Linked DNA regions of Homo sapiens: all the other regions are linked to region 2. A link is a loop called in an ENCODE intact Hi-C map of the cell type or tissue named here. Cell type or tissue: GM12878. All regions are shown on one strand. Links, peaks and the distances in the headings refer to the core of each region. The heading gives the core; the rest is flanking DNA.

What was found. Peaks named below come from ENCODE experiments on the same cell type or tissue, not always from the same donor. Only the 100,000 strongest peaks of a DNase experiment are listed, where the experiment ranks them.
Region 1: it touches region 2 in a loop (7-fold over the local background); 2 of 110 quality-filtered maps call a loop at or near these places.
Region 3: it touches region 2 in a loop (4-fold over the local background); 2 of 110 quality-filtered maps call a loop at or near these places.

Annotation. Positions count from the first base shown.
Region 1 is chr9:2,048,964-2,059,978 of GRCh38, forward strand. It overlaps SMARCA2 (SWI/SNF related BAF chromatin remodeling complex subunit ATPase 2), which reads left to right. Exons shown (of 34, transcript NM_003070.5): 6 at 5,634-5,760; 7 at 7,709-7,882; 8 at 9,328-9,501. Among named protein-coding and RNA genes, the nearest start is that of SMARCA2, 39 kb to the left of the region's middle. In GM12878, for the core only: no CTCF peak of the experiment used is centred there; DNase peaks (open chromatin) are centred at 5,128 and 6,528; H3K4me3 peaks cover 516 bases; H3K27ac peaks cover 3,121 bases.
Region 2 is chr9:1,877,532-1,886,779 of GRCh38, forward strand. All of the region lies in intron 2 of LOC105375951 (a long non-coding RNA gene), which reads left to right. Among named protein-coding and RNA genes, the nearest start is that of SMARCA2, 130 kb to the right of the region's middle. RefSeq lists an enhancer at 2,127-2,176. In GM12878, for the core only: a CTCF peak has its summit at 2,880; DNase peaks (open chromatin) are centred at 1,510, 2,210, 2,598 and 2,890; H3K4me3 peaks cover 1,199 bases; H3K27ac peaks cover 4,072 bases.
Region 3 is chr9:1,924,998-1,936,012 of GRCh38, forward strand. The region is part of intron 2 of LOC105375951 (a long non-coding RNA gene); the gene reads left to right. It overlaps LOC105375952 (a long non-coding RNA gene), which reads right to left and starts at 5,382. Exons shown (of 3, transcript XR_929422.3): 1 at 5,116-5,382; 2 at 4,263-4,334; 3 at 1-2,456. RefSeq lists an enhancer at 3,730-4,929. In GM12878, for the core only: a CTCF peak has its summit at 5,478; DNase peaks (open chromatin) are centred at 4,904 and 5,484; H3K4me3 peaks cover 1,759 bases; H3K27ac peaks cover 3,127 bases.

The sequences.
Region 1 (11,015 bases), core at 2,440-7,439, 170 kb after region 2:
ATAGAGAAATACAATGTGGATGCTCTAAAATTCTGACTTCCTAAGAGCTGATATTTTTTTTCCTACCCTAGGAAAGGAAAAAGCTCTGTACAAGCTCCCTAGTTAAAACATTTTTTTTTTCCATTTGAATTACCAGTACCTTTGTTAAACTATGTGAACTACCCTTAGAAGAGAGATGCTTTCTATAGCTAGAAATTTTTACATATGTCTAGACTTCTTTCCCTTATTCAGCCTGGTATGTGTGTGTGCACAAGTGTGTTTTAACTTTTTATTTTGCTAACTCCTAAATGTTCTTAATCATTTTTTCTGGAATTTTCATTGCAGGACTTTCTTGTAATAAGTTTATTTTAGGAACTTTTTTGGAGATTACCTTAGTGGATGGTCTTCCAAAGTGCACAGTATTAAGTAGTACTATTTGGCCTATTCCAATGTGTAAAAAGCTTTTGTTCTGCCCTCCTATGTCAATAAAAAATGCTGTCAGTATCTTTTAAATTACATGCATTACAAAATGTGGAGAATGGCAATTTTTCATAGTATTATTATTGCTTTATAAATGCCTACTCTTTTGTAAAGCCATGTGGCTTTTGAAACGACTGATCTGGACAACCCTGAATCCAGAAAGGTCATGGGTCCTTTGGTCTGAATTTTCTCATGGCCACCTGGAGAAGAAGCACAGTTTGGTGGTGACAGCATTATGGGGCATGTTTTGTATTCTTTGGTTACAGAGCAATAGCTCTCTTCTGCCTATTTGAAGGTAAGTTGTTCAACTGCAGAGATTAAATTTATCCCTTAAAAGGGTTAAATGAAGTCCCTTAGGCACTTGCAAAAGACAACAAATGAACCATTTTTTTTCTTCTTTTGACCCTTTGTGACAGAATGGCTTACCAGCCTTTAGCATTGATAACTGTTAGGATCCAGTTCATCTTTATCATCCGATCAAAGATTAGAGAGGGGTCTAAAAAACCTCTTTTACAATTTGATAAACTTAGTTTCAGCAAAAATCATCTGTCAGAAATTCTTGAACAGATGTTAATTTCTTTGGGTCTTGTAATATCATTTACCTTGTCTATGAAATTTGACAGGAAGTTTTCAGCATCTTAAATTTTTTTAACGTTTAAGTCAGTTGGCTGCTTTTCCTTGTTCATCATAAAATCAGAACGTTGACAAATTGACCTTCTTTTTCATTCATAGCATAAATAAATGTCTGCCTATGAGCACTTTGCTGCAGCTCTGTACAAGCTCTCTAGTTCAAACATTTTTCCCACTTAAATTGGATCCTTTCTTTTTGACCATCTTTCTCTTATAATGGAACTTTATTACTTCCATAGTAAGTGTCAGAGAGATGTTTCCCTGTACTGCTTTTTTTTTTTCTTTTTTTTCTTTTTGGCACACTTTTGATGCCTTCTCATTGTGCCTAACTTCGCTTTCTTCTATTTAGAGTTAGATGTCTGATCAAAAGTACCTCAGGAATCATCACATTGGCATGTAAACTAATTCCACACATGTTTGCCTGGAAGATGTATTTCACACTTGAAGGGGTTTATTTGGGAAGAACATGTCTGAATTATATCAGCCCTCTTCGGAATAAAGTCAGACTTTAGTATGAAAAGAGCGGTATATCCTCTTTGTGTCAGGAAGCAGGCATAGGCTGCTTACCTGTGATTTTTTTTTTTTTTTGACCTGCCCTTGTCGCCATTGCAATCCTGAAAATTCCTTCTCAAAAATTACCAGTAGCTGCTTTACCAGCAGAGTTACAAAAAGTCACACACGCTCTCTTTTTAAAGTGTCACTCAGCTCCTTGAAGGAACAAAATGTACCAGTGTCATTTTCTGTTCAGATAACTCTCCTACAGGAATCATAAACTTCTCCTCTGGACCTGAACAAGTATCTGTTGCATTTAATGCAACTCTTTTTCTTGCCAGAACAGTAACCCCTCGTGATTTACTGTTCAATCTGTATGAAAAACCTGTGTGACCTAATTCTGCATCAATTTTCTGTACTCGTGAGGACGCTAAATGAGTCCCCTGCAGTTATGCAGTATTACATCTTGTTGTTGTTTGGGGAAGTTTAGAATCCTGAATCTCTTTATCGGACTACCTGCTGAATCTCACTGATGGGGAGATGAAATTGTCTGGAGAGGAACATTATTTAAAATGAAGATTTCTATTAACAACAACAACATCAACAAAGATATAATCTTCTGTGTTAAAGAAGCCCCTCCTGTACCTTTGCTTCTTCCCCACCATGTGCTGAATCAAATGCATATAATTTTACTATGGAGTCTACCTTTCCTCTTCTCCTAGAGTTTGCGCTTTGTACTTCTTGCCTCCCTTCCAGAAAAGGGATTCTTTTGTGCCAGGGAATCAGATTCACTGACAAATAACTGGGCTCCTTGGAGAAGGAGTCATTTCAGGGAGAGGTGCACCCCCCTCGCTCCCACTCTCTCTCTCCAGTGCCTAAGTCACACAGTGCCCCATCTCCCCGGGGTTCCCACCCCCCATCTCCTCATTTCCGCTCCACTTCCCTGCTTCCCACCTCCCAGTTCAATGTGATGTAATCTCTACCCTATCACCCCAGTTATCTGACGATTACTTATTTAGTCCTAGTTCCATGGTTGTTTGGAAGATTAAGTAGGAATTCCTCTAATTTGGCATCTGACCCACTTTGTCAAAGAGAGTAAATCAGAATACCAAGGGATAGTTTGAGTTCTAGGATATTCAAATAAGAAAGATCTGCAAGGAATCTAGAACCAAGGATGCGGAATAACCAAATCATTGGCCATGGGCTCACGCCACTATAATACTTAATTTTCCTTTGGTATGGCCTTAACCTGTGAAAGTAAAGTTGTCTCAGTTTTATTTTTTCCCTTTAAATTATATATTTCAAAAAAAATCAATAGTGGATTTTTTTCTTTACATCTTAATTGTTAAGATGCATCATCTGTTGCTGTATCCAGAGATTTGGGGCTACATAGATGTTGTAGAAAATGAGTAAATGAAGTAGATGTCTGTTTCATATAGTGAAAATTAAAAACCACGGTAATAATCTCACGAGTATCACTAGTACAAGGAATGTGGAAGAAAGTTGGGAGAATTTGAACAATTTTGCCAAAAGAGTAAAATGATGAGTTTATTATTGTTGCATGAAATACAAAACTTTCAGTCTTTTGAATGATTAAACCACTTAAAAATGCTATTGTTTGTGTTGGTATGCATAGTTAATAGCACGGGCCAGGCATGGTGGCTCATGCCTGTAATCCCAGCACTTCGGGAGGCCGATGCCTGCGGATCACCTGAGGTCAGGAGTTTGAGACCAGCCTGGCCAACATGGCAAAACCCCGTCTCTACTAAAAATACAAAAATTAGCTGGGCGTGGTGGCACGTGCCTATAGCCCCAGCTACATGGGAGGCTGAGAGGCAGGAGAATCGCTTGAACCTGGGAGGCGGAGGTTGCAGTGAGCAGAGATAGTGCCACTGCACTCCAGCCTGGCCGACAGAGCGAGACTCCATCTCAAACAAACAAAGAAAAAACAATAACGACAGCACGGTAGCAGTGATAATATTAACACATTATGATGACAAATCATTTAATAAATTAGAACGAATAACGTGCGTATAGCAAATAAAACAAGAATCAGTCTTAGATACTATTTTTAGTGAAGTCCCTGAAAAATAGTTTTCCTTACCACCATTTTTAAATTTTTAAAAATGATGACATTTTATTTCCCTTCCAAACTAAGCAACTGTAGGTTTTTTAAAAAATCACTCATTTTGATATTTGGGCTATATGAAGTATTAGATCTTCTACAGCATTTAGGTCCAGGAGGTTTCACTTTTTCACGTTAATGAAAATGATGGCTGTCGTCATCAGCATCTTGGCAAGGAAGACAAATGGTCTGGTTGCCTTAGGACAGAACCAGAAGTTAGAAAGAAAAAAGTCTGTCCTCCCAGCTCTGTACTCTGGCAACATCATCATGTTTGGAAAAAACTGTAATATTCATTTTTTAAGACAATTTCGACTTTTATTTTAGATTGAGGGGATTCATGAATAGGTTTCTTAACATGGGTATGTTGCATGATGCTGAGGTTTGGGGTGCAGTTGATCCCATCATTCAGCTAATGAGCATAGTACCTAAAAGTTTTTCATCCCTTCCTGCGCTCCCTCCCTCCCCCGTCTAGTAGTCCCCAGTGTGTATTGTTGCCATCTTTATGTCCATGAATACCCAGTGTTTAGCTGCCACTTAAAAGTGAGAACATGCGGTATTTGGTTTTCTGTTCCGGCATTAATTTGCTTAGGATAATGGCCTCCAGCTGCATCCATGTTGCTGCAAAGGACATGATTTGGTTCTTTTTTATGGCTGTGCATAATTTTTAACAGAATTCTTAATTTTCAGCTTTTATAGTTGAGGTCCAGGAAGGTTCTCGGAAAGTGTATCTTAATTATCTATCATTTTATTGCAGTGGTTTTGGTATCAGGCAAATTGAGGTTCCAATCTTGGCCCCCTTCTTTACTAGCTCTGTGGTATCTCCAGGTGTCTTCAGTTTTCCTCATCAGCAAAATGGGACCATTATAACTTTTACCTTACAGAGGCGTGTCTGTGTGTGTAAGAGAGAGACAATTAAATAACATTGTACATTAAAGGCACTTAGTGCTGTTAATATTAGCCTACTTTAACTTATTACTTATTATTATTCTTTCTTTGTTGAAATCTAGTTCAGTACAGTTTGCCTCAGATTTAGGGGATGTAGTTCTAAAAATAGTCTTAAATGGCATATAATTATTTTGTCAGAATAGGATTCAGGTGAACTCTAAAACCAGCAGTTTATATATCTAACAGTAATAGTATCCCAAGTGAATGGCTAAAGTCAGAGGTCTTTTATTTTCTACTCTGCCTTTATTATGAAGAAGTACATGCAGTTATATTTTTGATGGTGTGTAAAACGAGAATCCTCAACATCCTTTTCTAGAAACTCTTGGTTTTTGAGTACTATTTACTGCTGGCCCTGATTTTTTTAAAACAGCCTCATTTGTATTTTCTTTTCTCAAGCAAGCTCTGCTCACAGAGGAAGTGGTTGTGGCTGGCAGAGCGCTTTCTGAATGTTTAGGGTTGGCTGATTTCTGTGGCATCAGCACCTAAAACTGTTCTTGCTCACTGCGCTTTAATGGCTGTCGTCATCAGCATCTTGGCAAAGAAGACAAATGGTCTGGTTGCCTTAGGACAGAACTAGAAGTTCGGAAGAAAAAAGTCTGTGCTCTCAGCTCTGCATTCTGTCTGGCTGGGAGTTAGAAAGCTTGTCAATTGGTTCTGTCTCTTATATTCTCTCTCTGCTAAGAGTGAGCAAGGACATTTGACTTCCCCACTAGATGCAGGGTGAACCTTCTTTCCCTAGTGTTAGATAGAGGTTATGGAGGAAGCCACATTGTTAAGTAACATATACCTGTCTGCATTAATGCAAAGGTAGCTTTTCTCTGCTTAACATCAAAAATTCTAGTTGGGTGTTAGAGATCAACTATCAGTATCTGGAATATGTTTTGCCCCGGACTTAAACCTAATGTCATTGTTTATCATTTAAGATTAAATTGTAATGTGTTTTTCCCCTGCCCCCTTTTCCCCATTTTATTGTTTCCTTTAGACTTCAGGCCCGCATAGCTCATAGGATACAAGAACTGGAAAATCTGCCTGGCTCTTTGCCACCAGATTTAAGAACCAAAGCAACCGTGGAACTAAAAGCACTTCGGTTACTCAATTTCCAGCGTCAGGTAATACATTTTCCCCAGTGAATCTGAGATGTAGGAAATAAATGTAATTGTTCCTAAAGTGTTATCTGTGTTGCCTTTAGTCTATTCAATATTGTTACAAAGATATAAAGATATAAATATAGTAAAATAGTGAATCTTTTAGACCAACAGCTTACAACTAAAAATGATGAAGATGAACTGCTTATTATTCTGGTTTTCTCTTCTGTATATGGGAAAGAGTTTTTCCTCCTGTACTATGGGTTACAAAGTCAGAGTTATGGCGTTTTGTTACCATGGATGAAAAACCTTGGGAACAAGTGGGGTAGCTCATGTTTGCTTTTATGACTCCAAGGAAAAACCAGAAGGTAGTGGATTGGAGCTTCTTTGTAAGCACAGATGTAAAGTGCTTGCCACGACTGTGAAAATAATTTTAACAAATATGGTAGCCACGCTACTGAATTAGTGGTTCATCATTTATAGAAATACATAAAGCAATGTCTTATAGCTTATTTATTCACCGATGTCTAAGTTTGGAGTGTTTGATCACATCAGGCTCATGTATTGACTAATCAGTAAATTATCTGCTCTTGTAGTTTACAGCAGTTATTAAAAGCCAGTATAATGACCTATTTTCTGATTTCTAAATTAGTAAGAGACAAGTGGAATGAGTTAGAGCTAATTTTCACTTTGGCGAGTTTTGCCTTGTGGACTGAAAAGGTTCAAGTTTGCTAGTCCGCAGATTGCCTCACTAACCCAAAGGGGATAAGGAACGTTTCATTGTTAGTCAGATGGGTTTGTTTTGTTAAAGTCTGGAACATGCGAAATGAATAATTAATGAGTCAAAGTAGTTTGGAAGTATTGACTTGGTTTGTTGGAGGATGTGACTAAAATCACAGGCCACTCCAGTTGCTATTGTGGTAGGAATTTGGGTGTATATTTGCCTTACCGGCTATAATCTCACAGATGGACATTAGTGGTGGGTAGGTGCTACTTGGCTCTTGGTTTGTGAGAGTAGATTTCAGCTTAAATTTTAAAAAGAAAAGGGAAAATTCTCTGAGTTCTGTTTACTTCTTTCTTATTGGTGACCTCATAAGATGAATTAATAAAGTGCTGGATAAAATCTTACTAAATGAATATTAACCAAGTATATTTTCCGGAATATGTTTATGTTCAAATTAGCGTTGCCATGACGGACTCTTATTGATTTCTGATTTTTGTTTGATATTATTTTAAAAATCTGTTATTTATGAAGCTTCCTAATTAAATTAACTGTAACTAATGATATTTCAGATGCAGTGGAATGATTATTTAATGTGTATTCTCCAGTCCCTACCCCCTACCACCACATAACATGCAATACAGATAAAAGTATTACATTTGTGATCTGAAATAAGTTCATGATATAATATAAAATGTAGATCTCTTGGAAAGAAGATCATTATTGGAGTGGGAAGAAGCCAAAACTCATATTTCCCATCCTTTGTATGAGACTATGAATTAACGTTGTTTGAGTACCTGCTGCTACCACACGTGAAAGTAATTCTTTTATTCTTTTTTTGGAGCATCATTAAAATTAATCTTTAAACACAAAGAGAATGTTAACATGACACTTAAAACAAAGCGGAAAATTTAAAAAGCTTATTTAGCTAATTGGTATCATTAGAATAATTAGAGAAAATGAAGTTATTTAAAAGGCAAGACAACATCTTTTCTTTCTTTTACTGTTACAGTACTATAATTGCTTTTGATTTGAATTATTTGGGGAGAAAAATCTTGTACCGTTCTTGAAAATATTGCATACATTTGGCATGATTTTAGTTCCTTCATTTAATACAAACCAAAGGTGATTGAGAAGCTTGTGGAGATTCCCCGCCCCACTCTATTCCATTAAATGCAACCGCGAGAAGGCCAGAGTTCAGGAACCTAGCTTCTGTTAGGGAAGGCTGTCTAACTGCTCTCTTCTTGACAGCTGAGACAGGAGGTGGTGGCCTGCATGCGCAGGGACACGACCCTGGAGACGGCTCTCAACTCCAAAGCATACAAACGGAGCAAGCGCCAGACTCTGAGAGAAGCTCGCATGACCGAGAAGCTGGAGAAGCAGCAGAAGATTGAGCAGGAGAGGAAACGCCGTCAGAAACACCAGGTTCTTAGACCCTGGGCTTTGCTCACCCTCACTTTGGCAGAGCTGTCCAATGAATTCATCAAATGGGGTCAGAATGACTGAAAAATGGACCCTTGTGGGTGGTGGGGACATCACAGAACAGAACGGTTCCTTGACATGTACATAATCCAACCACATCATTTTATAGACAAAGACGCTTAAGCCAGGACGTATAAATGACTGCCCAAGGTCATACAATTGCTTAGCAGCACAATGAGGTTTAGTATTGTCTTAGTTTGTCTGGGCTGCTATAAAAAAATAGCACAAACTGGGTGGTTGATGAGCAACAGAAGTTTATTTTTCACCGTTCTGGAGGCTGGAAGCCTGAGATCAGGGTACTAGCATGGCTGGGCTCTGGTGAGGGTCTTCTTCTGGGTTGCAAACTGTTAACTTCTCCTTGTTTTCTTACGTGGTGGAAGCAGGCCAAGAAAGCTCTCCGGGCTTCCTTTATAAGGGCACTAATCCCATTCGTAAGGGCTCTACCCTCATGACCTTATCACCTCCCGAAGACCCCACCTCCTAATACCATTACATTGGGAGTTAGCATTTCAATATATAAATTTTGGGAGGACACAAACATTCAGTCCATAACAGGTGTCATGTTCATAATCCCATGGGAAGTTTTTGAATGGGTGGGCATAGGTGGATTTCCTAGAGCAAAATTCTGGGAGCAGGAACTTGGAAAAGGAAAGTAGAAAGCAAAAAGTTATTTTCATAACAAATATAATAGTGTCCTGGCTTCTCTGAAGGGCCTAGTTGAATGTTTCACAGAGGCAAATATTAAAAACATTCCTTTCTGGGGGTTTGGAAATATTTTGATGTAGGATTTGATTTCCTGTCATAGTCCTGTAAATTGTATTTGTTTTCCTGTGCTTAATTTAGTGCTTAGCTTAGTTTCCTTTTGAAAAAATGTTGGATTTTAGTGTAAATAGAGTATATATTTAAAAAGTGGATACAAATTCTGCATGGCAATTTTAACTTTGTATAAACTTATTTTGTGTCATACTCTAGGGTAGTTAGAGCAGAAAAACATTACTTTTGTGACATACTTTTTGCTGGAAATACTCATGTTCCTCAGGTTTATTTTGGAGTGAATGAGTGGTTTGCTTTACATTTTATCATTGCCATTTTGTAGGTCTCTTTCAGTCTTCGATCTTTCCATTCTCATGTGGCCACACCCTCAAGGCTAAGGAGGCTTCTCTTGCTAAAGCTTACAACAAAAGGAACCCGAAGAGGCTATCTTTCCCACCAGCCCCATGGCCCACACCTTAACTGCAGAGACACCAGGGCACCTATCCCCAAACAGATTCTAGTCTTCCTATGCTGTTAAACACACACTGAGAGTTTTCTTGGACAACACTGATAGCTCAGAGGACACTGGTCATTGGATTTTAAGTATCCTTTTCTTCCCTTTTTGGATCTTCTAGGAATACCTGAACAGTATTTTGCAACATGCAAAAGATTTTAAGGAATATCATCGGTCTGTGGCCGGAAAGATCCAGAAGCTCTCCAAAGCAGTGGCAACTTGGCATGCCAACACTGAAAGAGAGCAGAAGAAGGAGACAGAGCGGATTGAAAAGGAGAGAATGCGGCGACTGATGGTAAGGAACTCCCTGCAGGAGCCCAGGAAACTACTCAACCCACGTCCGTCTGCAATGAGACCATTAAATATGGTGGTAGTAGAAGGAAAAAATGAAAACTGCTTATCAAAAATTTTAGTAAATTTCTTTGAACCTTAGGGAGATGAAGTAAAAACTTTTTCTCTTTCCTGGAGAATGCATGCCAAAAATCTAGGGGGATGACTGATGCGTATAGTATTTCTGTGTCCTGGGGTGGCATTGCGCGGTACACATTACAGCTTCTCTCATAAAAGCAGGTACTGTATTTTGCATGAGTTTGATAACCAGATCTGGAAGGATGGCAAATGCAGTTCTTTTAAAAATATGGCCTCTTTGAGATGAATGACCACGTTTTTTGGAATGAATAACACATTAAGTCGTGTCTTCAAATCTAAGAAGGTCTGTGTTTTGAAGCCTCTGGTGCTTATCTTTCTTTTTTAATGGCAGAAATTATTCTCTAACAGTGTAATAAGTGATTTTTAAGTTGATTTTGAAATGTTGCCTTTTTTGTGATAGCCTTGTTATGGTCAAAGGCTATTCATGGATTATTACATTTGCACTGTTATTTTTTAATGGGCATATAAGCACAGAAGAGATAGGTTTATATCATTGGCCTGAGTATTTGTTTTTATTGACCATTTATTTTTGGAATTGGACCTCAGAGCACACTGTGGATTTTAGAAAAGCGTGTGTGTGTGTGATGTTATAATTATAGGAGACCTGCAGATTCTATCTAGGACGTAATGCCTGCATAGATGAAGATAAGGTCATTAGTCTCAGACCATAATTATGTTCCTGGAAAATTCTAAGTGACACTGTCTTCCTGGCTGGTATTACAGTTTGCATTTTTTTCATTTTTTGGATTCCAGAGAGTAAACACCATGTTTTAAAAGCCTCTGTGTGCAGGTACTACTACATCTTACTACCCTATCCTGCCTCCCTCTCCATACCAGGGAGAGAGGACTGTCCGAGAGGTTTCTGACTAGACCGTTTTTGTAGTAATTTGATCACTAAGCAGTCAAATTTGTCTGACTCAACTGAAGTGAAACTATATTAGAACTTCAGTAACAGATTGGTTTGACACTAATGATTAGGCATTTGCAAATCATTAATTTTTGCAATTAAGTGATGGAATATACAGATAATAGAGAAACTGAAGTTTTTTATCACTCTTTCTTCAAGTGAGTTCAACCATAACCGAAAGCAATTAGAGTTATAATAGCATTTGAGGCTCTTGCTCATCCACAGGGCAGACGGCAGCTAGACTGAGTGATGAAGCTGCTGTCACTCAGGCAGATGCTAGAGTGACACCCCTGGACAAAAGATCCCAAGTTTTTGTTTTTGTTTTTGCAATGGAGTTGCCTCTTAAAGATTTTGCAGCTTGCTCCTTTTATCGTGGCATTACATGATAAAAATAATTTGGAGTGTCCTTTTATTGGGATACACAAAGAGATTTCTCTCAAAATGGCTTAGAGTACATCAGAGTTTTATTCTGT
Region 2 (9,248 bases), core at 569-5,568:
AGAGGCTAAGAATCTTGCCCAAGGTCACAGAAGTAGTGAACGGTCATTCCTAGATTTGAATGCAAGACTGCCTTCCTCCAAAGCCCTTGTACACTCCACTTCAGTGGTGGACAATCCTGGAGCAGGCTCTCTTCAGAATCAGGGACCTGCATTAGGGATATTGGCCAGGTGGGAACTGAGGGACCAAGGCATTAATCTAGGGTCAAGACAAAACTCCAGAGGTGAATAAAAGCCAGGCAAAAAAACAAGGAGAGAGCCCTGACAGGTCGCCAAGGTGGGATCTCAGGCACAGAGAACAAGGCAGAGTTCCCAAGTGTAGCTTGGGGCATAGGGAGAATCTAGGGACGAGGCAGAAATTTTATCTTAAGAATTAAGATAGAAGGTCTGAGGCAAATAAGTGGCCCAAATGACTCAATAGTCCAGCATATTGGGCAGAAGCCCAAGATTGTAGTTTCTCCTAGAACCTGGAGTGGGGCTGAATCTACAAAAGGATGGGAGAAGGAGAAGGAGGTCAAAGGGTCCCTATGGGAGAGAGAAATGTTCTGGCTCACTGGATGTTTTGGTGATCAGACCAGACACGTCTCCCAGAGGATTCAAATGACCAATTTTGGTGCCCTCTGTTGTCACTGATGTTATCTACAAGACTCAGGAAGTTTGTGCATATGGCAGACAATTCCCCAAGACAAGTCTGTGGACATTCTTTGCGTTAATAAGGACTTTTTTTTTTTTTTTTGAGATGGAGTTTCATTCTTGTTGTCCAGGCTGGAGTGCAATAGTGCGATCTCGGCTCACTGCAACCTCTACCTCCTGGGTTCAAGCGATTCTCCTGCCTCAGCCTCCCAAGTAGTTGGGATTACAGGCATGCACCACCATGCCTGGCTAATTTTGTATTTTTTTGGTAGACATGGGGTTTCTCCAGGTTGGTCAGGCTGGTCTTGAACTCCCGACCTCAGGTGATCCGCCTGCCTCGGCTTCCCAAACTGCTGGGATTACAGGCATAAGCCACCACACCAGGCCTTCTTTTTTTTTTTTTTTTTTTTTTGAGACAGAATTTCTCTCTTGTCACCAGGCTGGAGTGCAGTAGCGTGATCTCAGTCCACTGCAACTAAAGAGGACTTTCTAAACAGCCTCATAGAAATCTGTTTTCTAGTATTACATGTAACTAAAACTGAGGCTTCTTAATGCCATCTCAGCATGAGTATCCTACAAAAAATAAAAACTGGCATTCATATAAGCATTGACAAGTAATTTAAATATTTACTGAAATCTCTGAGGCACCAAAGAAGCATATTACATTTTATGATACAAAAAAATCCTAATGATCCTCGTCAGCTATTTTTCTCCCCAAAGTTCCACTCATTACTGCTGTTGCTTGCCATTTCCCAAAAATTACTTCTCTCTTTCTCTTCAACTATCTAAAAAATCCCCACCCATGATAGAAAGCAGAAGTAAGAAAGCTATAATTAATATGTACCATTTGATATCCTATCACAGACTTTCTGGATGAATTGTAAACAGAAAACCAGTGTTAAGAGTGCTGTTGGCCATTGTTTGTTGCTTCTTTGCTATTCCTGTTAATACTTTCCAAGTGTCCCCCTCCCGTTGCCACCAGCGGGATACACTCATTCATTCTACCAACCAAAATTCAAGACTTGATTTCCCACAGTGCATAGTGAAGTAAGAGACATATAGGACACGAGTCTTGCCCTCAAATAACCTAGAATTGAATAAGGGCAATAGAGCACACACCCAAATTACTACAATAGAGTAACAGTATTAAGTGACTGATCCATAAAATGTGGATTAAGATCCCAGAAAATCTGGGAGATGAACTGATACAAATCATACAGTGTAATTACTGCTTACTTCCACCTCTCTCACTAAGACACAACCCCCAGCTCCCTCTCTAGTCACATGCTCCAGACAGATTTCTCCATAATATTAGCTTGAAGGAAAATACAATCAGATCAACAAGGACCTAAGTCCCAGAATGAAAGAAAAAGAATGCGCTCAAAGAGAAAGTGGAGTGTTTGTCGAATGAAAGAACAATCTGACAGATGGCTTTGTGGGGGCGTAACCTAGAACCCATAAGAATTTTGTTATCAGTAGATCTTACTAATCTAGGCTGTACAGTGACTATCACCAAGATAATTTCTAAAAAAGCAATCTGATTATGTCTTATTTGAAATGTCTCATCACTTTTGAGATTTCCCCTTGTCCTCCGATTATGACTCACAAGTTCATTTTTGAGTAGACTCCTAGCTATCTCTCTAGCCACATATCATACTCCTCCTCATGCCTGTACATTTTCTGCTTCAATCTGACTTTACCATTTGCAGTAATGGGTAATATCTGCATCCCAAGACTACCCCCTTCATATCCTTATCATATAGCCCTATAATTGCATTTTCCCAAGTTTTTCAACTACCAGACAATAAGCAGACACAGGCCAAGGTCTACCATATTCACCATTGCATCCCTAGATCCTTTCTCAATGCCAGGCATATAGTAAATATTTAATGAACATTGCCTGAATGACTAACCGAAAACATAAGGAAATCACTGCCTGTCTTGAGTTGGGTTTCCTGAAACCGTACTCTGAGATGGAGTTTTGAATTAGGTTTATTGGGCAGTAACTGAGGTAGGACAGTACAGAGAGAGAAGCAGAATTGCACTGTGGACTCCATAAGGAGCTCTGAAGCTGAGGTGACCCTTCAGACTTGTCTCTAGTGTGGCACAAAGGCCAGGTGCTTATACCCCTGATCAGCTGATTATCAAATGCTGGTGCCCTGAGGGAGAAGGTGTCAACTTGGGTAATTTAGCTCCCTTGAACAAGGGAAATTCCTTGAAAAGGACTCAGCTGTCAGCAGTTAGCATCCAACCCTGCTGGTGGCTAGAGAAATGAGTGTCTTGATCCTGAAGGGGAATTTGAACAACGTACTGCAGTGTCTACGGCATTTCCCTTTAACCAACAGCAAACAGCATGCATGCCTCAATTTGCTAAACTCTAGAAGTATCTCCCTGCTTTGAAATCCATTTAATTAACAACCGCCAGTGCTCAACCACTAGTGGAGTGATAATCAGTTCTGCCACCATCACAATCAAGGATCCATTTAGTGAGTATTTGCAGGGCACCTATTATGTGTTGGGCATTATTCTAAGTATGAGGGATTCAGCAGTACATCAAACGGGCAAAAGGTCCTGCCTTCACTGAGCTTTCATTCTAGAAGACAGACAAGTTGTGAAGAAAAAATATGCAATTGAGGGTGATAAGTGCTAAGAAAACAGTAAAGAAGAGACAGGGAATAGGGAGTGCCAGGATTTCAGGAAGGATGGATGTTGTGATAGTAAATAGGGAAGGCCTCACTAACAAGGAACATTTAAGCAAAGTCACTTAGATATTTGAGGGAAGAGCTTTATAAGCATTGAGAGGAACTTTCATCAAGGCTTTGGGTGGGAGCAAACCTGTGTGTTAGAAGATAGCCCGGAGGCCAATGTGCCTGGAAAGGAGAGAAGGAGGGAGAGCCCAATGGGAGACGAGGCCAGAGAGAAGTGGGTAGCAACCTCTAGGCCATAATAAAAACTTTGTCCTATCCTGTCAGTGAGCTGTGAGGCCAGGGAAAATTTAAATAGAAGAATAACAAGATCTGACTTACATTTTCAAAGACTACTCTGATTGCTACTGAAAATAGGTATTTGCTATTAAAATAGGTATTTGCTGTTGCTATTGAAAACAGGAAAAAACAGATGCAGTAAGTCTAGTTAAGAGGCTATTAATATATTCCAGACAGCAAATAATGGGAACTTGGGCCAAAGTAATAGTGGTGAAGATGATGTGAAGTGTGTAGATTCTGGAAATATTATTAAGATAGGGCTGACGGCAATTGCTGGTGGGCCAGATACAGGTTATGAGAAGAAGACTGGAGTCAAGGATTTCAGTCTGAGCAAATGAAAGGACACAGTTGTCATTTATTGAGATGAGATAAAGCATCTTGGTGAGGGAAGCAGATTTTGGGGAAGATGATTAGGAGTTCAGGGTTGGCCGTCTTAAGTTGGGGATGCCTATTGGACAGCTGAGTGGAGATGTTGAGGATATGTGAAGTGCAGGGAAGCAGTCCAGGCTGGAGATATAAACAATCAGAGCCATCCACACACAGATGGCTTTTAAAAGCCATGGGACTAGATGAAATCACCAGGAAAGTGAGAGGAGGAGAGAGGGTAGGGGAGGGGAGGGGAGGAGAGGGGAGGGGAGGGGAGGAGAGGGGAGGAGAGAGGTTTTAAGACTGAGCCCTGGGGCACTGCACACACAGTCTTTCAATCCCTCCCACAGCCTCACACGTCATTCTCCTGCTGTACCATGAGAAGTTGCATTGGACTGAAATGCCTCCTCACCATATTTGGCATGGCCAAAAGAACTTGGGCTTGAGAATTTGAGACACACCTATGTTAGAATACAATCTCTGGCATTCACTATGGTAATTGAATTACTGGTTCCAAGTCTTCTCTTTCCCATAGAAATATCATATACCCATTCCTTTGTCATGGCCCAGTGATAGGAGGCATGTACTTCCCTGCTCCCTCAGCCTTGGCCACATGACTTACTTTGTCCAATGAGATTTTAGTGGCCATGAGGCAAGCAGAGGCTTGCAACGTGCTTGTGTGATTGGGTTTACCTGCTTATGTTTCTGCCATTCCCATGAGAATAAGTAGTTTTGGTAGCACACACCTCCAGCCTGGGATTCAGAATGAGATACATGGAGCAAAGCCACCCCAGACCCCTCACAGAGAACTAAGAAATAAAATGTTTATTGTTTATGCCACTGTGATTTTGTAGCTGCTGGTTATGTAGAAATAGCTGACTTATACAGTACTGACTTACCAGCTGGGTAACTTTGTAGTCTTTGTTCCTTCATCTACCCAAAGAGATATGAATATGCCCTCTCTCTCTGAGTTGTAATAAAGATGAAGTAACGTAGCATATGCAAAATTCCTGACATAGTGCCTGGCGCAATATAGATGCTTGTTAAAAGTTAATCAGCATCTTCAGGTTCCTCCCCTCCAGAGTCAATGGTCAGCAATGACTTTCCACCCATGCTAGCATAGGTTTCAAGAGCAATAATATTTTTGTCAAAGAAAGGTTATCCCTGCCAAGGAGAAGGAGTGGGTGTCCAAGTTGCATTTGCCAATTGCCTTTATCATTTGGAATTTTAACACAAGCTATAGCAATGCACTTTCCTAGGTTTCGTGATAAACAACTAGAGCCTGAAAAGCCAGCAAATTCAGTTTCATCATTTCATCATGTGACCCACTATCTTTAGAAATATAAGCCTCTTTCAGCAGTGCACTTAGGATAGCCTATGTCCCTTGAGAAATAACTGGCTTTTGTTTATGACGAGCCAGAATGCATGCACATGTGCACACACTACACCATACATACTGCCCTTTATCATTCCAGGCTTTTGTTCATCAAAATAGTAGCAAGTAGTGGCATAAAGCCATTTTCTGAGAAATAATTCATTATAAACAAAATCATCCAAATGCCAGTTCTTCTGACCAGAATGACCTTCAACAGGATAGCTTCTGTAGACTCACCTGCAGCAGTCAATGGCAGTAACATAACATTAAGTCCAACAGTGCTATTGCCTCACCAGGTTGTCACTAGCTTTGGCTAATTCTTTTCATGCCTTTACTGACCTTTAATCCTTACAATCAGAATACAAACAGTTCAACAGCTCAAGTAGCGTTCTTTGAGGCTGTGGTGATGAGCTGAATAACACCTCCCTAAATGCCCCCTCCTCCTTAGGGAAAGCGAGAAGAAAAAATCTAAGCAAGGCCATGGGGGTGCCTTTGTATAGATCTGGGGCAGCTAGACCACGGAAAAATTTAATGAACTACAGAAAAAAAAAGGCTTGTTACAGGTGTGAATCCCAGTCCACAAAAACAGGATGTGTGATGAATGTCCATTTCTTTGTTTTCTTGAATCCACACAGTGTGGCAAGCAATTAGTCCTGCCAATATTGGAACTGACCTCAGGATTGGGATAAGTTCTTGGGGTATTACCTCAGGCCAAGACATCAGGAAGATTCTTCCTGATATGGGTCCATGCTAGGTACCACCAGACTGCGCACTGTACCAGCGTTTATTCCCTTGAAGCATTAGGTCTCAGTTGCCATACATACATGATGTCTCGGAGTCTTTACTGAGGCTGGCACCCCACTGCCTGGGGACCAGCCTTCCAAAGCACATCATAGTTTGCTCTGAGGTTGGCCACAAAGAGGGCATGAGTCCCACACTCCTCTCATGTCACTCCCACAGTTGTCTCTTAGCCTGACCTCTGCCCTCTCTCTTTAGTATCTCAGCAAAGTTTGCCCTCTCCTCTGCCAAGTATTCTCAAAGACTTCCTTTCTTTTCCAACTGCCCTAAGAGTGCTTAGAAACTCTTCAAAACATTTTGACTTTTGAAAATAAGTGAGAGAAAAGTACCTTCTACTTTTGGTAGAAAATTTTGTGTGCAGATTTGGGTTGATGGTGTGAAAAACACACACACACAAATTAACATCCCAGAAAATTACCCTGCCATAGGTTGATTATTTCATTATTTCTAGAACAGTTGCTTCCTTTCAAGAAGGAATGGAGTGGTGGTTAAGTTGTGTACATATGGGAGTGAAAAAGAAAAACTGGATGTAGAACCTGTACCCAAAATCAAACATTAGGAATTACCTCAGCCTGGCTTTTCCAGAAAGTAGATCCTGAGCCAAAGGCTTGGGCCAATAATATACTAGGAAATCCATGCCCAGGAGCCAGGGTGAGGGGCATGGGGAGTGGAGCAGGGAAGGAGGCAGAGCCAGTATGAGCCAACGTTGAGCTGGGCTGGTCACCTCTAAGTATGTCTGAGGGCGCACCCTCACTGGAGCATCCTCTAGGAGGTGGAATAAACATCTCAGCAGCATCCACCTTACTAGAGGGAAAGAAGGGGAAATATCCACCACTTTCCATCACTCACAGATCAAACCTCGCCCCAAAATGTTGCTGTGGTCTGAATGTTTGTGTTTTCCCCCAGATTCATGTGTTAAAACCTAATCCCTAATGTAATGCTTTCAGCAGGTGGAGACTTTGGGAGGCGATTAGGTTATGAGGGCTCATAAGGGGATTTGTGTCTTATAAAAAAGGCCTCAGAGACCTGTCTTTCCACTTCCACCATGTGAAGACATAGCTGGAAGGCACCATTTATGAACCAGAAAGCTGGTTCTTACCAGACACCAGACCTATCAGCACCTTGATTTTGGACTTCCCAGCCTCCAGAACTGTGAGAAAATAATTTCTGTTGTTTATAAGCTACCCAGTCTGTGGTATTTTGTTACAGCAGCTTGAGCAAATTAAGACAGGCATGTAACTCCTCCACTATTCCACTTATATGTGCCTAGGTGTCAAGCACAGTACTGCAGGGGTCCACACCTCAATGTCAACAGAGAAGCACTGGGGCTGGGACCAAGAGGCTTCCAGGTAGTGAGTGTGTGAAGTTGCTTGGAACCCACAAAGCTGGTCATCTCAGAGACATCTGGAATTGGAAGCAGATGAAGCCAGGAGCATATGAAGGATTGCTGAAGGGGTGTGTGATAATGCGTGTAATGTGTGAATGTGCACTAAAAGGCACTGTGAGTGAGCTTTTAGCAAGCATACTAGGAAAGCTTTGTTAAATATGCAATATATTTTATGTAAATTATATACACAGTATTAATTTGCATATGCAAATATATACCGTGTATATAATTTACATAAAATATATTGCATATTTAACAGCGAGCAAAAGAGGTATATAAATTATATATTGTGTATATATAATTAATACACCTCTTTTGCTCAATGCAATATATAATTTATACACCTGTTTTGCTCATTGTTAAATTATATATACACTATATAATTTATATATCTATACAAAATAATATGTGTAAAAATAAAGTATATAATATGTAATTACAAACATTGTATTAATATATTTTATATATATAAAACATTCTAAATCTGAATTAGCATTGTCCTTATCAGATTTGCCATTCATTCATTTGCTCATTCATAAGTATTTGTTGGGTTAACAGGTTAACAGTGAGCAAAACAGGTAAAGTCCCTGTTCAAGGATGATATAATTTAAAAAAAAATTTGTGAAACTTTTAAAATCATCTTAAAAGTCGGCATTGAATTCTTTTAATATCTTTAATCATCTCAAATTATTCTTTTTATGGATCCATTTGATTTGGGAATTACCAGCAACCAAAACATTTAGATCAAGAAATGGTCAACCTGGGTAATAATGTGATTGGTCAAGAAATAATATAAAAAATGAGACTATATTTCTTGTAGGTGTGTCTAGAAAATACAAGTGTTATCAGATGGAGTATGTACATTTTTAAAAGTAGATTTTACTTATATCTTCTGAAACTACCTCTTTTTAATGTGAGAAGCATTACTTTGGAAGAGACAGCAAGATAAGTGCTAAGTTGCTCCTTTGTAATCTTCCCTCTTTTTCTATGACATATCAGGAAGCTATGACAATCCTAAAAATGCTGACATTTTTCTCACTTAAGAATGATGATAGAAATAAAAAAGATTTCTTCTTCTTGCTCAGAAAGTATACAAGCAACTCTATAGTCTCCTTCTAAAATGGAGAATTGCTTGAATTGGAGACTCTAAGTGAATGCTTATCATCTTTGCACATACAAACACAAAAATTAGCAGAGATAATCTACCCTATCCCGTCACTAAAACTCTAAAATTTGAAATGGAAAACAATACCAACTTTAACAATTATTTCCAGTGTATATTTTTTGCTCATCGATCATTCTGTTGGTCTGTTCCACAAATACCAAGATTCACTTCAGTCTCCAAACTTGCATGCTCCCATTCTACAAATAAGGAAACTGAGGCCCAGAGAGATGAATCTTAACTAGCATTACTCCATTAATTAATGACTGCAGACAGTCTGTAATGCAAGGATTTGACTCCTCCGACTGGGATTTTTTCCTATGTATAATCCCTCACAAAGGGGACATTAAAAGTAGCTCAAATATATTTTAACTACTTCCTCCTTTGCCATACAAGGCCATCTCTTTTATTATGGACAGCAATTCAACTCAGCCTCAAGTTTGCTTATGCCCATTATTTCATTGTTCAGCCAAACAAAAAATAATCCAGTTCTTTAGAAAAATAATCTAGGTTATTTAGAAAAAACTACTTACCATAAATTTTTAC
Region 3 (11,015 bases), core at 2,867-7,866, 50 kb after region 2:
GATGGGATGGCATATTAAAGCAATGGAATATTTTGCAGTCATTAAACATTACAATTACGTGGAAACGTGGAAAATATATAATACAAATTGGATATAGTAGAAATCAAAATAGTATGTGCATTATGATAGCTACTCCATAAATAGACTTTTTTTTTTTTTTTGCGACAGAGTCTCGCTGTGTCACAGAGGCTGGAGTACAATGGCACGATCTCGGCTCACTGCAACCTCTGTCTCCTGGGTTCAAGCAATTCTCCTGCCTCAGCCTCCCGAGTAGCTGGGATTACAGGCGCCCACCACCATGCCCGGCTAATTTTTGTATTTTTAGTAGAGACGGGGTTTCACCATCTTGGCCAGACTGGTCTTGAACTCCTGACCTCGTGATCCACCCGCCTCGGCCTCCCAAAGTGCTGGGATTATAGGCGTGAGCCTCCGCGCCCAGCAAAAAGACATTCTTATAGAAAAGCATTGGAAGGCAATTTTTTAAACAGTTGCAATAGGGTTAGGATTATGGTTTTCTATTCTTATCAACATTTTGTAATGTTTCTATGACATATTTTCTCTAATAAGAAGCAGGTAGAAAGTAAATTCGTTCACCAGTGGGAATTGAAAGGGTACGAAGAGACACTATAAAACAGGTGAGTCATATGTGTTTTTGCCCCAAGCATGCATTACTCTGCAATGGTGGGAACAGAGTGAAGTCAAGAATTGTTGTCTTCTGTGGGAAGTCTGTTTAATTTGCAGGAAATAGTGGATAAGCAGAACTTACTAAAGAAATCTCACTCAATTTTGCTAAAGAGGGAGAATATGATTTGATTTTATGCTACCTTAATATTTAAGCAAGAGCACTGCTTTTCTTCGATTTCTGCCACCTATCATCAAGTCAACTATTTATAAAGAGACTACTCAGTGCCAGGCACTGATCTTTAGAAACTCGAATCCTCATAACAATTGGGAAATATACTACCATACTACTTTTTATATTTCCAAGGGCAGATCGTAGAACACTAGGCCTGCTTTCAAAATATCTTTCAGTTGAATTAAACCATAGGCCAAACTGATACATAGACAAATGATTGTTCCTATTACCTGAAGTAAGGGGAAAAGGAGCTCAAATCACTTGTCTTCCTGCCACATGCAACCACTCTGTTAGGCCTCTTACATATGTTCTCATTAAACCATAGCATGAGGTGGGTATATAGCATAACCCCTATTTTGTCTCAAAACTCAAATAGCAAGGTCACAGATAGCTAAGTTATTCCTAGGCTAGACTCGAAGGCTTAGGAGTGCTTGGGACTTTCCTAACATTTGGACTTCCTTGTAGTTATTCTCAAAGGAGGAGCGATTGGCATTTTGGACAGAGCACTTCTTTGTGCAGGACTGTCTGACAGATTGCAAGATATCCCGTATCCCTGGCCCCGGTTATAAAAGGCTTGGAGCATCACTCCTTGGTATTGTGACAACGAAAAATGCTCCTCCACTTCCAAATGTTCTCTGGGGTGGGAGGATTCCACCTTCATTAGAGAAACATTAAGAGATTTTTTTTAAAAATTCATATTCATACCACCGATAAATGTTTATCAGGTCCCTTCTCCATGCCAGGCACTTTGCTGGCATGAGAGATGTTTAGTGGAGAAGACTGACGTTTAAAGTGGTGTCACAAAATACAGCAAACTCTGCAACAAACCAACATGCCATGAGCACAGAGAGGAAAATGCCTCTGTCTAGAGCATCTGGGCCAAGCTTGGTGACCTGTTACCGTGAAGTACCCCAGGAGAGTGCCAGATTTGCTATTCAAAGCCCTCCATTCATGTGATCAATCAGAATCTTAATTATTATCTCACTTCAGGCTTCTAGCTTTTTCTCACTAAGAATTAATTTCTCTGTATGAAAGATGGAAACTATAATACTATCATCTGTCCTACCTACCGAACAGAGTTGATTCAGGGGAAAGCATTAGGGCGTGCTATGCACGTTTAGTAATGTAGCAGGGATTCGAGAGCCTAATTTGTGTTCTCTGCTGGGAATCAGGCATGTCTGGAAATGTCCAATGACTTGGCAGGGTAGGCAGCCTACTGGCATCTATTTTTAAGAAGTTGGTTTCCCTGGATTCTCATCTGAGCCCTGTGGAGAGAGAGGTTGTTTGCAGAGTCTGAGGAGGCTGTTGTCATAAGGGACTCTGTGAGACGCAGGGGCTCAAGCTATGCTCTCTGGTACCCAGATAACAAACTAAAGCCCAGAGCTAGGGGCTGGGCAGGGTGGAGATAGGGCAGAAAACCTCTCCATCTCTGCTGTAAACACAGCATGCCTGTAGTGCCAGAAGGAGTGCTGAGGACTGCAGAGGCCACAGCACCGCTTTAACTCCCAGGGCCATACTAGGTCCGTCACTAGCAGCAGCCACGTGAGGAGATGCCCACCTTTCGATGGCCTTATGGGCAGGAAACGTCAACCAGGACAGCCTGGAGTGAAAAATAAAAAGGCAACTGATTGTTAGACATAGGTGAGATAACATTCGTGTTATCTGTACGCTGGGTGAAGGTATTGACAATCGAAATGTGATTTATTGCTGTTAATGTGACCTCATTTATTCTCACAGGCTAGGAAAACTTAGGTTACTGTTATTTACTACGGTAAGAATGTATGTCACTGTGGCAGGAGGAGTGACAATGGCTGTCCAGAGGCCTGATCCTAGCACACATCACCTACTCCCCACCAGGCCGGAGATTAGCCCTGACAGGGAGGCACTGACGTGGAAGCCCATTGCCATGGAAACCTGAATTTGGGATGCCTGCCTCTCAGTGGACAGGGTATAGGAGACAGCAGTCTCCCCCAAACAACCTAATTCTTCGTAAATGCAAAATGAGCTACGGAGTGTTTATTGAAAGGAGTGGTGCCTGAAAATTAGTGCTTGACTCTTAATTTCTGAAACTTTCATGAACGCAGTGACTTCTGGACAGCCCAGGATGCTCATATGTGGTGGGGGTGAAAACTCACCCTCTGGGGCCTCCACAGGTGTTTTAAGAGCTAACACGTGGTCAATAAGCTTCCAGGCTAAGTAGCTGACTGAAAAAATGCTTCTCCCTCATAGAAATTTATTTGTTTTTCCCACTGGAGCAGTCTATATTTTCCCAAGATAGCAACAACAGCATGTCCCATCCCACATACCCTTCTTACAGCGTGACCTCAACATTATTTCCACAGAAGGATGGGACCAGTACTCTCTCCTGTTGACTCAGGGCAAACCTTCAGGACTGCTTTAAATATTAATACAAAGTGCAGTAGAAATGGCCTCATCTCTTGGGTCTCTAGAAGTCTCCCTCTCTCTATCCCTTCCAGCTCCCCACCCCTAGTCCCAGAGACATCTCTGAAAATGCTGCCACTGCTGTCTCTCACCCTAGACCTCTAGGGGACCTGTACAGCCGGGTGCCAGGGGCCGTGTGACTTCCCAGGCTAGAGCATTAGAATGCCACGCACTTCTGCCAGCTCTCTCTAGACACTGACCCTTAGACCCAATCTGGGTGCTCAGAGGAAGTCCAAGCAGCCTGTGATGAGGCCCCCATGGAGAGAAACCAAGACTCCTAGCCCCCAGCCCAGAGAAGCTTCCAGACAATGTCCAGAACCTCCTTGCCAGCCTCCTGAGTAAGGAATCCCGACATGGACCTCCCAGGTATTGCTGTCATCATTTCTTCCTCCTGCTAACACACTGCTGCCCTCTCCATTGTTGCTATTCATGATACAGTCCACCTGTGGTCTGTATCATGTTGTCTTATTATAAAATGGGATTTTTTGCTTTCTAAATTCTACTGGTTTGCACTTTGGAATTTGTGTTATCACAAAAACATGGATTTGGTTCATTAATTCTGGCCCTTCTTGAGGGAAAAATGCAGAACATGAGAAACACAAGACATTACTTTGATGTCCATATTCTGAACGTCTTTCTAAAATTATCAAAGCCCTAAAGGGGGGCTTTTCTCTAAATGTACCACACCCTAGGAATGGAAAATAATCCCTCATGTTGGCTTGATGTGTTGTAATGGAGGGCGGTGGGAGAGGTAGACAGAAGGGGTGGGATTTTTGATTTATCATCCGAGTCTCCTTCTCTTTCCACCTCATTTAATGTGATCCTTAGAAAGATATGTCCTTGTCTTGCACTCATTTAAAACAAAGACTCCTCTCAACAGTTTCCCCAATTTTAAGTTTGTGAAGTAGAAAAAAAAAAAAAAGCTGGTAAGATCTGCTGTTACACTAATTTCACTGATTCTTACCTGGTTTCAGAACCATGTTATTCTTCCTGCTGCATTTCCACCAGCCATTTTCTTCTGCAACCTGTAGGTTTCCTGCAGAGGAGGACAATGGGCAAGTTAAGCGAGAGAGATGATTTACAAGGCTTTTTTCTTTTTGCTCTAATTTACAGGAAAATCGTCCTTGCATGGGAAGACAAACTAAAGCCCACATCACTGAAGGATTTGTCATGATGAAAAAGAAAATGAATAAAAACAGAATATATTTTATATTAGTAATACCACATACATCTGATGATAGTAGTACACACACGCCTTGCATATCAGTAAAGATGCCTTTAAAAAAAACCTGAAAGAATATTTGCATTTATTTTAGATGGTACTTTTCCTCTGTTCTTTTGCAAGTGTTAATTTGTATGTTTCAGCTAGGATTATATTCTGCTACATAAATTTTTTTTAAAACCTGAAAGAAAACACACAAAGTTATTTTATTTTATTTTAAGTTCTGGGGTGCATGTGCAGGATGTGCTAGTTTGTGACATTGGTAAACGTGTGCTACGGTGTTTTGCTGCACTTATCAACCCATCACCTAGGTGTTAAGCCCAGAATGCTTCAGCTATTTGTCTTGATGCTCACACCCCACCCTCCCCCAACAGGCCCCAGTGAAAGTTCTATTTTCTCATGTAGAAATCCAGAAATGAGCAGTCCAGGGCTGGTAGGGCAGCACTACAAAGAGATCCAGAATCAAGACACCTTCCATCTCCCTGATTTACCATTCTTAGCACAGAGCCTCTATCCTCAAGCTGGCTGCTGCTGCTCCGGCATCTTGTCTGGGATCCTGGAAACCACAAAAAGGAAAAGGGAAAGGGAAACTCACACAGTTTTCAGTTGAGTCAGCTCCATTTAGAAGGCTTCCCTGGAAATTTCATACAGCGGTTCTGCTTATCTCCCAATGGCCAGAATCTAGCTACGTGATATATTAGTTTGTTCTCATGGTGCTATAAAGACATATCTGAGACTGGGTAATTTATAAAGAAAAAGAGGCTTAATGGACTCACAGTTCCACATGGCTGGGAAGGCCACACAACCATGGCAGAAGGTGCAAGAGAAACAAAGCCACGTGTTACACAGCGGCAGGCAAGAGAGCGTGTGCAGGGGAACTGCCCTTTATAAAACCATCAGATCTCATGAGACTTATTCACTGTCATGAGAACAGCACGGGAAAACCCACCCGCATGATTCAATTACCTTCCACTGGGTGCCTCCAGTTGCATGTGGGGATTATGGGAGCTACAATTCAAGATGAGATCTGGGTGGGGACACAGCCAAACCACATCACGTGATCACCGCTAGCTGCAAGAAATACATTAACATCACAGTTACAGAAGTTCTTCCCTTCTCCAACTTCCTTCACTGCTTATTGTCTGCATGACGTGACCTAAGACCACCCTCTTCTATTGTTCCGTGCTCCATGAACAAGAAGAATCCTTTACTGGAAATGTAGTCTTATTGGGTAATTAATTACCATATCCCTTTTACAGCATCTTTCATAGTTCTTGATATGGGGTTAGAACACATTGTCGTACCCACAAATTATGGAGGTTCTATCTCTCATGAAAAGAAGGAGAATGGATATTGGATAGATAACTAGCAGTCTGACAGAATAACATTAATGCTTGATGACTAATTCATCATATATATTATATTTCAATTTAATACAATTGAATATGTATATTTGGAGTGCCTCCTGTGTTCCAGATCCAAAACAAGAACTATAAACGGTATGGTAACAGCATGACACATGGTAATTAATTACCCTCACTGAACTTACAATTTTATTTTTATTTATTTTTATATATATATATTTTATTATACTTTAAGTTCTAGGGTACATGTGTATAACGTGCAGGTTTGTTACATATGTATACATGTGCCATGTTGGTGTGCTGCACCCATTAACTTGTCATTTATATTAGGTATATCTCCTAATGCTATCCCTCCCCCCTCCCCCCACCCCACAACAGGCCCCGGTGTGTGATGTTCCCCTTCCTGTGTCCAAGTGTTCTCATTGTTCAATTCCCACCTATGAGTGAGAACATGCAGTGTCTGGTTTTTTTGTCCTTGTGATAGTTTGCTGAGAATAATGGTTTCCAGCTTCATCCATGTCCCTACAAAGGACATGAACTCATCCTTTTTTATGGCTGCATAGTATTCCATCCTGTATATGTGCCACATTTTCTTAATCCAGTCTATCATTGGTGGACATTTGGGTTGGTTCCAAGTCTTTGCTATGTGAATAGTGCCACAATAAACATACGTGTGCATGTGTCTTTATAGCAGCATGATTTATAGTCCTTTGGGTATATACCCAGTAGTGGGATGGCTGGGTCAAATGGTATTTCTAGTTCTAGATGCCTGAGGAGTCGCCACACTGACTTCCACAATGGTTGCACTAGTTTACAGTCCCACCAGCAGTGTAAAAGTGTTCCTATTTCTCCACATCCTCTCTAGCACCTGTTGTTTCCTGACTTTTTAATGATTGCCATTCTAACTGGTGTGAGATGGTATCTCATTGTGGTTTTGATTTGCATTTCTCTGATGGCCAGTGAAGATGAGCATTTTTTCATCTGTCTTTTGGCTGCATAAATGTCTTCTTTTGAGAAGTGTCTGTTCATATCCTTCGCCCACTTTTTGAAGGGGTTGTTTGTTTTTTTCTTGTAAATGTGTTTGAGTTCATTGTAGATTCTGGATATTAGCCCTTTGTCAGATGAGTAGATTGCAAAAGTTTTCTCCCATTCTGTAGGTTGCCTGTTCACTCTGATGGTAGTTTTTTTGCTGTGCAGAAGCTCTTTAGTTTAATTAGATCCCATTTGTCAATTTTGGCTTTTGTTGCCATTGCTTTTGGTGTTTTAGACATGAAGTCCTTGCCCATGCCTACGTCCTGAATGGTATTGCCTAGGTTTTCTTCTAGGGTTTTTATGGCTTTAGGTCTAACATTTAAGTCTTTAATCCACCTTGAATTAATTTTTGTATAAGGTGTAAGGAAGGGATGCAGTTTCAGCTTTCTCCATATGGCTAGCCAGTTTTCCCAGCACCATTTATTAAATAGAGAATCCTTTCCCCATTTCTTGTTTTTGTCAGGTTTGTCAAAGATCAGATGGTTGTAGATGTGTGGTATTATTTCTGAGGGTTCTGTTCTATATCTCTGTTTTGGTAGCAGTACCATGCTGTTTTGGTTGCTGTAGCCTTGTAGTATAGTTTGAAGTCAGGTAGCGTGATGCCTCCAGCTTTGTTCTTTTGGCTTAGGATTGTCTTGGCAATGCGGGCTCTTTTTTGATTCCATATGAACTTTAAAGCAGTTTTTTCCCATTCCGTGAAGGAAGTCATTGGTAGCTTGATGGGGATGGCATTGAATCTATAAATTACCTTGGGCAGTATGGCCATTTTCACAATATTGATTCTTCTTACCCATGAACATGGAATGTTCTTCCATTTGTTTGTATCCTCTTTTATTTCGTTGAGCAGTGGTTTCTAGTTCTCCTTGAAGAGAGTGCTCCTTCACATCCCTTGTAAGTTGGATTCCTAGGTATTTTATTCTCTTTGAAGCAATTGTGAATGAGCGTTCACTCATGATTTGGCTCTCTGTTTGTTATTGGTGTATAAGAATGATTTTTGCTCATTGATTTTGTATCCTGAGAGTTTGCTGAAGTTGCTTATCAGCTTAAAGAGATTTTGGGCTGAGACAATGGGGTTTTCTAGATATACAATCATGTTATCTGCAAACAGGGACAATTTGACTCCCTCCTTTCCTAATTGAATACCCTTTACTTCCATCTCCTGCCTGATTGCCCTGGCCAGAACTTCCAACACTATGTTGAATAGGAGTGGTGAGAGAGGGCATCCCTGTCTTGTGCCAGTTTTCTAAGGGAATGCTTCCAGTTTTTGCCCATTCAGTATGATATTGGCTGTGGGTTTGTCATAAATAGCTCTTATTATTTTGAGATACGTCCCATCAATACCTAATTTTTTGAGAGTTTTTAGCATGAAGGGCTGTTGAATTTTGTCAAAGGCCTTTTCTGCATCTATTGAGATAATCATGTGGTTTTTGTCTTTGCTTCTGTTTATATGCTGGATTACATTTATTGATTTTTGTATGTTGAACCAGCCTTGCATCCCAGGGATGAAGCGCACTTGATCATGGTGGATAAGCTTTTTGATGTGCTGCTGGATTCAGTTTGCCAGTATTTTATCGAGGATTTTTACATCGATGTTCATCTGGCATATTGGTCTAAAATTCTCTTTTTTTGTTGTGTCTCTGCCAGGCTTTGGTATCAGGATGATGCTGGCCTCATAAAATGAGTTAGGGAGGATTCCCTCTTTTTCTATTGATTGGAATCGTTTCAGAAGGAATGGTACCAGCTCCTCCTTGTATCTCTGGTAGAATTCGGCTGTGAATCCGTCTGGTCCTGGACTTTTTTTGTTTGGTAGGCTATTAATTATTGCCTCAATTTCAGAGTCTCTTATTGGTCTATTCAGAGATTCAACTTCTTCCTGGTTTAGTCATGGGAGGGTGTATGTGTCAAGGAATTTATCCATTTCTTCTAGATTTCCTAGTTTATTTGCATAGTGGTGGTTATAGTATTTTCTGATGGTAGTTTGTATTTCTGTGGTATCAGTGGTGATATCCCCTTTATCATTTTTTATTGTGTCTATTTGATTCTTCTCTCTTTTCTTCTTTATTAGTCTTGCTAGTTGTCTATCAATTTTGTTGATCTTTTCAAAAAACCAGCTCCTGGATTCATTGATTTTTTGAAGGCTTTTTTGTGTTTCTATCTCCTTCAGTTCTGCTCTGATCTTAGTTATTTCTTGCCTTCTGCTAGCTTTTGAATGTGCTTGCTCTTGCTTCTCTAGTTGTTTTAATTGTGATGTTAGGGTGTCAATTTTAGATCTTTCCTGCTTTCTCTTGTGGGCATTTAGTGCTATAAATTTCCCCCCACACACTGCTTTAAATGTGTCCCAGAGATTCTGGTATGTTGTGTCTTTGTTCTCGTTGGTTTCAAAGAACATCTTTATTTCTGCCTTCATTTTGTTATGTACCCAGTAGTCATTCAGAAGCAGGTTGTACAGTTTCCATGTAGTTGAGTGGTTTTGAGTGAGTTTCTTAATCCTGAGCACTGTGGTCTGAGAGACAGTTTGTTATAATTTCTGTTCTTTTATATTTGCTGAGGAGTGCTTTACTTACAACTATGTGGTCAATTTTGGAATAAGTGTGGTGTGGTGCTGGGAAGAATGTATATTCTGTTGATTTGGGGTGGAGAGTTCTGTCGATGTCTATTAGGTCTGCTTGGTGCAGAGCTGAGTTCAATTCCTGGATATCCTTGTTAACTTTCTATCTCGTTCATCTGTCTAATGTTGACAGTGGGGTGTTAAAATCTCCCATTATTATTGTGTGGGAGTCTAAGTCTCTTTGTAGGTCACTCAGGACTTGCTTTATGAATCTGGGTGCTCCTGTATTGGGTGCATATATATTTAGGATAGTTAGCTCTTCTTGTTGAATTGATCCCTTTACCATTATGTAATGGCCTTCTTTGTCTCTTTTGATCTTTGTTGGTTTAACGTCTGTTTTATCAGAGACTAGGATTGCAACCCCTGCCTTTTTTTGTTTTCCATTTGCTTGGTAGATCTTCCTCCATCCCTTTATTTTGAGCCTTTGTGTGTCTCTCCCCATGAGATGGGTTTCCTGAATACAGCACACTGATGGGTCTTGACTCTTTATCCAATTTGCCAGTCTGTGTCTTTTAATTGGAGCATTTAGCCCATTTGCATTTAAGGTTAATATTGTTATGTGTGAATTTGATCCTGTCATTATGATGTTAGCTAGTTATTTTGCTCATTAGTTGATGCAGTTTCTTCCTAGCCTTGATGGTCTTTACAATTTGGCATATTTTTGCAGTGGCTGGTACCAGTTGTTCCTTTCCATGTTTAGTGCTTCCTTCAGGAGGTCTTGTAGGGCAGGCCTGGTGGTGACAAAATCTCTCAGCATTTGCTTGTCTGTAAAGGATTTTATTTCTCCTTCACTTATGAAGCTTAGTTTGGCTGGATATGAAATTCTGGGTTGAAAATTCTTTTCTTTAAGAATGTTGAATATTGGCATGCACTCTCTTCTGGCTTGTAGAGTTTCTGCCGAGAGATCAGCTGTTAGTCTGATGGGCGGAATTCCCTTTGTGGGTAACCCGACCTTTTTCTCTGGCTGCCTTTAACATTTTTTCCTTCATTTCAACTTTGGTGAATCTGACAATTACGTGTCTTGGAGTTGCTCTTCTCGAGGAGTATCTTTGTGTCATTCTCTGTATTTCCTGAATTTAAATGTTGGCCTGCCTTGCTAGGTTGGGGAAGTTCTCCTGGATAATATCCTGCAGAGTGTTTTCCAACTTGGTTCCATTCTCCCCGTCACTTTCAGGTACACCAATCAGACGTAGATTTGGTCTTTTCACATAGTCCTATATTTCTTGGAGGCTTTGTTCATTTCTTTTTATTCTTTTTTCTCTAAACTTCTCTTCTCGCTTCATTTCATTCATTTGATCTTCAATCACTGATACCCTTTCTTCCAGGTGATCGCATCAGCTACTGAATCTTGTGCATTCATCATGTAGTTCTCGTGCTACGGTTTTCAGCTCCATCAGGTCATTTAAGGACTTCTCTACATTGGTTATTCTAGTTAGCCATTCATCTAATCTTTTTTCAAGGTTTTTAACTTCTTTGCGATGGGTTCAAACT